Regions from separate parts of the Homo sapiens genome. Here region 2 is linked to region 1. The links are chromatin contacts, found by Hi-C or POLR2A ChIA-PET in ENCODE. All regions are on one chromosome and are shown on one strand. The core of a region is the stretch at or near the end of the contact, and the rest is flanking DNA. Distances in the headings are between cores, read along the strand shown. Region 1 overlaps DYM (dymeclin). Region 2 overlaps CTIF (cap binding complex dependent translation initiation factor).

The links. A loop is a pair of places that touch in the nucleus more often than their neighbours do. ChIA-PET counts read pairs that join two places held with the same protein, here RNA polymerase II (POLR2A). Pooled maps may share reads with other maps.
Region 2: a pooled map shows a loop between it and region 1 (2.2-fold over the local background). The contact joins two enhancer-like sites. A Hi-C loop is called at or near these places in 2 of 50 pooled maps. POLR2A ChIA-PET finds 5 or more read pairs at or near these places in 2 of 52 experiments (activated B cell and activated CD4-positive, alpha-beta T cell).

The regions. Positions count from the first base shown.
Region 1 is chr18:49,205,414-49,209,558 of GRCh38, forward strand. It overlaps DYM (dymeclin), which reads right to left. Exons shown (of 18, transcript NM_001353214.3): 14 at 4,138-4,145. Among named protein-coding and RNA genes, the nearest start is that of MIR4744, 160 kb to the left of the region's middle. Within about 2 kb of position 2,143, at least 3 of the 41 ENCODE cell types and tissues checked have a DNase peak (open chromatin) inside an H3K27ac peak, as active enhancers do.
Region 2 is chr18:48,711,743-48,715,887 of GRCh38, forward strand. The region is part of intron 7 of CTIF (cap binding complex dependent translation initiation factor); the gene reads left to right. Among named protein-coding and RNA genes, the nearest start is that of MIR4743, 43 kb to the left of the region's middle. Within about 2 kb of position 1,875, at least 8 of the 41 ENCODE cell types and tissues checked have a DNase peak (open chromatin) inside an H3K27ac peak, as active enhancers do.

The sequences.
Region 1 (4,145 bases), core at 893-3,392:
AGTCTTAGGACAAATTAAGAGTATAATTTATTACAGATTGCCATAGTAGATGAGAAAAAAATACATATAACATAACTATAATTTTATAATTCATATTTTTAAATTATAAAATATACTGAAATATTATATCAAATTCTGGATATCAAATTTTATGATGGGTACTATCAATCATCCAAGAAGATAATAAAAAGACTGCATAATCTAAAAATCATCGGCTGTCAGGAATGGTTTAAGTGGCCAAGGTATTTAAGCTGAAGAGAACAAAAATTAAGGGGAGTCAATGACAGGTGTTTTCAAAAACCCAAGGGGACCTCATAGACAGCACAGTTTACACATTTATGTGTTTCTCTAAAGCACAGAGCTATAGCCAATATACAAAAATTATTGGTAGGCAGGCTTAACATATTCTAATCTTTCTAAAAATGAAACAGCAAGAGCTTTACTGCCTTCTGAGGTAAGCAGCACACAGAAGTGCTCTCTTTCAGGGTTGCTGTGAAACGAATTCTTACATTTGGAAGAAGTTTGCAGTGGAGTAAGACTTCTATCTATAGCAGTAAGTCATGTTTGACTAAGGTAGAGTTTTTTTTTTGTTTTTTTGTTTTTTGCGGAGTCTTGCTCTGTGTCACCCAGGCTGGAGTGCAGTGGCACAATCTCGGCTCACTGCAACCTCCGTCTCCCAGGCTCAAGCGATTCTCCTGCCTCAGACTCCTGAGTAGCTGGGACTACAAGCGTGTGCCACCACTCCTGGCTAATTTTTTGTATTTTTAGTAGAGACAGGGTTTCACTGTGTTAGCCAGGATGGTCTCGATCTCCTGACCTTATGATCTGCCCATCTTGGCCTCCCAAAGTGCTGGTATTACAGGCATTAGCCACCGCGCCCAGCTGGTAAAGTTCTTTTTTAAGAAATAAGCTTATATTTCTCTCTAGAAACTGAGTTACATTTTTAAATTCCGCATAACAGAAAGCTATTTGATTTTGTTAAGTAAGTCCATGATTGCTCCATTCAGATATTTGGCTTGGTTTGTCTCTCTATATAATGTAGTTCTGTTGAAGAAAATCTCTCACCTGCAGGGACTACACTCCACCTGGCCATGTGTCACTGTGTATGCAAAATGTTTGTCACCTGCAAAGGAACACGGCAAGAGAAGATGGCGAGGTAATTCCTTTTATGCAAATCTATTCAGGTCTGTCCTGAATAGAACAGTGTCCTCTGTCCTGTCCCAGACTGCAAGTGGTAAGGCAAGGAGTGAAAGTTGGTTGGGGGTATGGGGAGGAAGCCTTAACTCCAGAGCCCATGCCCCTAGCCACTACACTATATTAACACTGTATTTCTTCTCTGTTGTTCAGAAAAAAATGGGCAGGGCCTCAGGAGGGCTTGATATTGAAAAAATACCCCCTGGAGGCTTCATACTGTAAACCCCAGCTGAGAGTACTGAGAAACCCAAGTGGGTAAGGAAGGAGGGGGTTCCAGGAAAGGTGTTGAAAGAGGAAACAGAAAATGCAGAATAAATTCTACACTGACTCAGAAACTGAGTGTTGGCTGAACTCTGCTGGGCATCAGGGGAAGGAGGCTCAGGAATTGGACACTGCTTTCACCACATGGTGTCTCCATCTTTCTCCTCATTTTTAAACTTTTGTTTTTCCCTACTTTGTCTTCCTTCTCCTTTTTCTTTCATTTTCTTTTATTTTCCCAGCTGAACATGTATTTCTGTCTCCTGTCTGCTCCTGCTAGGTGAGGAGTGTGACTCCAGGAGAAAAAAGACAGGGGCCTCTGGCACACATGACGAATGCTAAAATCTGCTGCCAGCTGTATTAATGAGGGTTAACAATGCGCCAGGCATGATATGCTATACGATGTATAACAATGAACAAGATATAGTGTTTACCCCCAGAAGGCTTATAGTTTCCACAAAACCATAGGAGAGATATGACAGGATAGGATATATACAAAGAAAAACACATGGAACAGATACGTGGTAACAAAGAACACAGAAGAGAAGCATAGTGTGATGATGTTTTATGTGTAAACCTGGCTAAACTATTGTGCCCAGTTGTTGGGTCAAACACTAGTCTAGATGTTGCTGTGAAGGTATTTGCAGATGTGATTAACATTTATGGAATGTTAAGGAAAGCAGAGTACCTTTTATAACATGAATAGGACTCACCCAATCAGCTGAAGCTATTATAAAGACTGAGGTTTCCTGAGGAAGAAGGAATTCTGTCTGAAGACCACAGCATAAAAATCCTGCCTGAGTCACTTGTCTGACGGCCTGCCCTGTGCATTTAGAATTTGAGACTGCAATATCAAGGCTTACCTGAATTTCCAGGCTGCCAACCTGCCCTACAGATTTCAGACTTGCAAGCCCCTGCAATAGCCAAAGCCCAAAATAGCTCTGTCTCCATCTCTCTCTCTCTCCACTTACATATAAAATCTCCTATTGGTTTTGTGGAGAGTCCGATGATACACTAGTAAATAAGAGTAAGGTCGACCGGGTGTAGTGGCTCACACCTGTAATTCCAACACTTTGGGAGGCCGAGGAGGGCAGATCACTTGAGGTCAGGAGTTCAAGACTAGCCTGGCCAACATGGTGAAACACTGTCTCTTCTAAAAATATAAAAATTAGCCAGGCGTGGTGGTGCACACCTGTAATCCCAGCTACTCGGGAGGCTGAGGTGGGAGAACTGCTTGGGCCAGGGAGGCAGAGGTTGCAGTGAGCAGAGATTGAGTCACTGCAGCCTAGCCTGGGTGACAGAGCAAGACTCCATCTCAAAAAAAAAAAAAAAAAAAAAATTAAAAAGAAAAAGACGTCAATTATCCTGCACATTTCAGAAGTTCAATGATCAGCAGCAGTTCTCCTCATTCCTTGAAACCAGACACACTCTGTCTCCAATTCCTGAGAGTATCATGCAACTTACCTGATATTCCCTCACTTTCCATAAGCCAGTGGAAAGTCACTGGGTTTAGTCTGCTAAATTTGATAAATTCTTCTAACATTACATACGTAACAGTTAATTCTATTATTTTCACCTACTTTTCTAACCCTCAGTTTTTTATTTCTCAAAAGTATCTACAATGACTCGATGTGAGGCTGATCAACATCATCACGAGTCTATAAAATCTTTCTGCTTCCAAGAAAAGTCTCTGTCAACTTACACACCAGACTGCTTTCCTTTCCTAGCAATCAAGTATTTTCACTTAGATATTATGTATAGTCTCAAGTTTTATATGTTTCATCATCTGAAAAGGTCTATTTTAAATTCTAAATGTTTGCTAATTTCTGGTTAAGGTTGTCATGGAGTTTTCTCCTTCTTCATCTAAATCATCTGGCAGTGAAGTTATTGCCTTAAATCACCATATCTAGCTAACAGTATAGTGCTGGTATAAGTCATCTCTTACTTAGAAAAAAAAAAACGTGTTAAAAATGTTAACTGCAAAGCACAAAGTGGTAATGTCATACTGCCCCTCTATTTTGGTGCACGATAAACACAAAACAGCAGGTGTTGATTTTCTCTGATATTCGAGATTGACAGCTTGTCTCTTTCTTACTCCACTGACCCCCATTATGTTTAATCTACATTCATCCATGACACATTGCAACCTGCTGATTTTATATGATTTTATAGCCACTCTGTATGTAAATAAAATGAGTACAAAATACAAAACCCCAATAGTATAATTTCTGCCTTCCTATAAAATCAACCTGCTCAACTGAATGCACCTCTATCGGAACATAGGTGAAATCCTACAGCTAGCTCTCAGGTGTGCTTGCATGAAGGAGAACTCAAAGGTCATAGTAACTGTAGAGTCTATTTCATATAAAACATCAGAGCACTCCAACTACTATAAATCAAAAGATTCCCAAATGGAATGCGGTATAGAATAGTTCTGGCAAGTTTATATAGACAACTCTGTGGTTGAAAGCTTTCCTCTCTCCCGTGAAACATAATATAAATTACTTAAGAAGACATTTGTAAGGAAACAAAATCCAGCTATTATTTTAAAAAAATTATTTAGTACCATTTCAAATATAAATGTTCTCTTTAATAATTTAATTGACACATGTCTTATTAAAACATGCAATTGTCAGTCATATACAACATGCAGCATGCAGTAAATGGACAGCAGAGGTTAATAACCTGGAAGC
Region 2 (4,145 bases), core at 625-3,124, 490 kb before region 1:
GCCATCTGTAGCGACGTCAGCTTTGGCCTGCATTTCGCTTTTCCCAGTCACCAGCTGATCCTGATGAGATGGGGTTGGTGGCATCGTGGGTTGGTTACTGGCTGGGGATTCCCCAGGGGCAGAGTGGCGGCTCCACTTCTCTTGTTGGCCTAGGGATTGGCTCCCTTCAGGCGTTTGGCTGAGAGCCCACCATCACCACTGCCTCTTCCTGGGGGTCAGGCAGTGACCAGGCTTTGCAGTTCAGGAGGAAAAATGCTGTTTCCGCTGACCTCAAAGCAACAATAGTGGTCCTCAGAAAATAGGACTGGCTGGCTGTGTGTTTTGAGACATGGCCTCCAGGAGGCTCCTGGAGCTCACAAGTGCAAGAGTATCTGTTTTCCTCCTCCCTGGTCATTGGGGGTTGTCCCTCATGCGTGCTGGCTCTGCTGTCACAGGCAACACACAGATCAGCAATGGCACATGCTACTGCTCCCAAATTCCTGGGGGAACCCACTTAAACTAAGGCAGAAACCGAGATCTCCTGTGGAGCTCAGACTCCCGAGTGACAATGGGGCCAGGAAAGGGGCAATGAGGTAGCCCTGGATAAGAACATGCAGCTGAAATTGAGCATCCTGGGAATGTGTGCATTTATTTTCAAAAAGGCTTTCTTATAAGGGGAGATCTTCAAGATATATTTTAAGTGGAAAAAATTCAGGTGCAGAGTAATGTTTCTTATGTGTGGTCATTTATGCAAAAGGGGGAGTTAGAGTATATTTTTTGCTTGAACATGCATAAATTATTTCTGGATGGAAATACCAAAAAAAGAACGAACAAAAAGGCTTATGCCTCAGGAATTAAAATGAGGTGTTCCTCTATAGGGAATATATTCTTAGATAAAGATGACGGCTTTTGGTTCTACCTTTAATGAACAGAGAATGTTCTCTGAGGGCCAAGAAACAGCCGGTGGACATGCCTTGCTCAGAACCCTAGCGGCGCCTGTGCTCAGGCTGGCTGGCCACCTCCTTAGGCTGAGACCAGGGTCTCTGATCCTTCCCTACGCATGCACACCCTGAATAGGGATTATTAGGTGGTGACTGCAACTCTCAGGGTGGATGTAGGCCTGGGTGCCCAGACTGCTTTGTCATCCACTGGTGGATTAAGTGGATCTGAACACATTCACAGAGGATGGCAAATGTATAAGTAGCTTGGGAAGAAGGCAGTGTCCTGGCTTAGAAATCAGAACCACCAGACACTTTCTGTAGAAGCACCAGGCATCAAAAAGGAACACTGAGCAGGAAGAGGTGGACCCAGGCCTGTTCCTGCCTTGACCAGAGTACAGTTTATCGCATCGTGTGTGCTGCCTTTTTGCTGTGCAGCATCACAGAGGCAAATTCCTGGTTTCTGGGTTCCTGGTAGAGGGAAGAAGGAGGCAGCACCCCTCAAGGAGGAATAGGGTTCACAGGGGCCTGGGAGGTGTCAGAGAGAGCAAAGGCTTTATGTCCTCTGCCTCTGGCCCTGTAGTCTCTGATGGCAGGGAAGACCCAGAGTGTGTGTCTGGGAGGTGTGGAGAGTCCCCGAGCTTCCTGATGAGAAGTCACCCTCTGCCCCACCTCTCTGCGCCCAGGCAATGGCAGGCTGCCACCCAGCATCCAGGTCAGCCTGCATGTCCATTTCTGGGCCAGGTCACCTCACTCAGCAGGAAGACCCTGGACAGTGGCAGGCCTCCGGAAAGCAGCAGCGTGACCCAGGGATGTAGGAAGAGGAGCGCGGCATGCAACGGCTGGGAAGCCGAGCTTCCGCTGAGCTGCGCTCACATTCACCAATGTCCGGGTTAGGTCAGCACACCTCCCAAAGGATGTGGACGGGCCAGGGTCCAAAGTGAGGCAATAAAGATGATTAAAGGGGTGGAAAGTATGTCCTGTGAGGAGTGCTGGAGGGCTGGGGCCAGGGAAGAGGAGGCCGGAGGGAAGGAACATCGTGCCGTGAAACTCATGAAAGATTTATACGGAGAGATGAGGGGCCGCTGCCTCCATGTCCACAGGGACCCAGACTAGAGGAAGTCAGCTTGGATGGAAGAACAGAGTTTTCAGCTAGACCGAAGACAGACTTATGGAGCAAACATCTTGACCATTTGGGGCAACACTGTGCAAGTCAGAGCAGCAGCCATGCCTGAACACAGAGCGTGTGCTCGTCGGGGCGCCCCGCTCTAATTCCTCTTCTAGATGCGGTAGAATCCGTTACTCACTCACAGCCTGGAGCTGTCGTGGAGTCCTCAGGTGATGGGGACTTTCAGGAGGAAAGCAGGCAGCCATATAGTTTAAGGACCTTTTTGTCTAAAAGCAGGGGTCTCCTGAGTCTGTTTTGGGAAATCGTGGGATTCTGCCACCCAAAGAGCCGCTGCAGAATATTATCAGGTGACCCCTAACCTTCCCAGCTAATGACCCATAGTAGTAGCCTTGCTAAGTGTCAAACCTGCATATTTGACCTTGGAAGTCCATACTTGTGTGCAGCAGGTTCACCTTCCTAATATTCTGGGCTTAAACTACACTGGGAGGGGCTTGCATTTCCTGGGCACGCATGGTGGCAAAGGGAGAAGTGACCAGAATCAGATTTGGTGGACAAAGGGCACAGCCAGCATCTGTGCCATGCCTCTGATCTCCCCCCACCATATGAAGGGAAGGGGCCAGCTGTATCCCTCTGGTGGCTTGGTGGCTCTCCTTGGAATGGAGAGGAGTCTGTGGCTTTCCATCTTCCTGCAAAGTGGCTGGAGTTGGTGTCCGATAGCTGCAAACTCCAGGCAGCATGAGCGTGCTGCTGAAGCTAGGAGCATGCAATTTCCCACAGCCTGGAGCAGGGATTTTCAGACTGGGACCTAAAGTCCTAGGCTTCATCAAAGTCTGTGTCCCATCCCAGTTCCAGCTGCACTCTCAGGGGTTTTTGTGTGCCTTACTGCTTTTATTTTCCACTTGTTTAAGTCTGAGGCTGTTAGCAAGCTGAATTATATAGCAGTTTAGGGACATGCCCTGGAATTAGGAGCTGGATGGGAATCCCACCTCCTCTCCTCACTCACCCTATGATCTTGCCAATTACATCACTTTTGAAAGCCCTGTCCCTTCTTCTACAAAATGGGTTCACTAGTCAGGGAGCTGAAAGGAGCTGATTCTAATAAAGCACCTAGAAACACGGTCTTAGTGTTGGCCCACTCTGCAGGTCAGAGGGGGTCCTAGGTGCTCAGGAAGGCTTTCAAGGTAAGTGTGGAGCACAGGTGTCTGCAGTGAGCGGGGAGCTTTTGTCCTGTGATTGTGGCAGCAAACCCGGAAAGCCTTGCCCTGCATTCCCTCCAGGGGCGGGCCGCTAGGATCAATTGTTCCTTCCCCTGGATCCACTTTTAAAGCCCTACCCACACTGTCAGAGGGGGCAGAGCCTGGGCTAGCAGGGAAGGAGGCCCCTTCAGAGTGGTCACCTGCAGACTCTGCTCCTGATGCCATGGGCTGCGTCTAGTGAATTGTGGATGTCTTTTTTCCATTTTGAAAAAAAAAAATTAAGCTCATGGACAGTTCAAAGGTTTCCTCAAGAATGTTCTTGACATTTGAACAACTAGTAACCACTTGTTTGTTTTTGGAAGCTAAGAAAAGACATTTGCTGATTTCAGACAAAATTATGCATTTTGTGACATAAATGTGCTAAATGAGTGTTCCACGCGTTCCTCAAAGAGCAGCATGCCTTCTGATGCTCTGGCCCCATGCAAGTTGGAGACCTGTTGCTTGGAACGGGGGCTGCTAAGGCTCGTTCCCCCCCTTTTCTCAAAGCTTTCTGCCCAGAGCACATAGACCAGAAGAGCAAGCTCACTAGAGGGCTGGAGACCCGGCGCACTGCCCAAGTTGACCCTGAGTGAGGTCCCTCACCGCTGGGGAGGATATTTTCTCTCCCCACCACACCCTGGCTGCATTTAAGAGATGAACACATTAAGGCAATGAATGGATGTTGTAGCCTGAGCTCCCTGGGAAGCAGGCTCTGGGACAGTGATTATCAGCAGCTGCTTTTAAAGGCATGCCTTTGGTGTTGATACTGGTAGAAGATCAAAAGAGGAAGTGGTATCAGCAGAGAGAAGTTGGGCTGCAGTGCAGTCTTAGAGAGTTCTGAGCCTGTAGGGGAGGTTCTGAAGT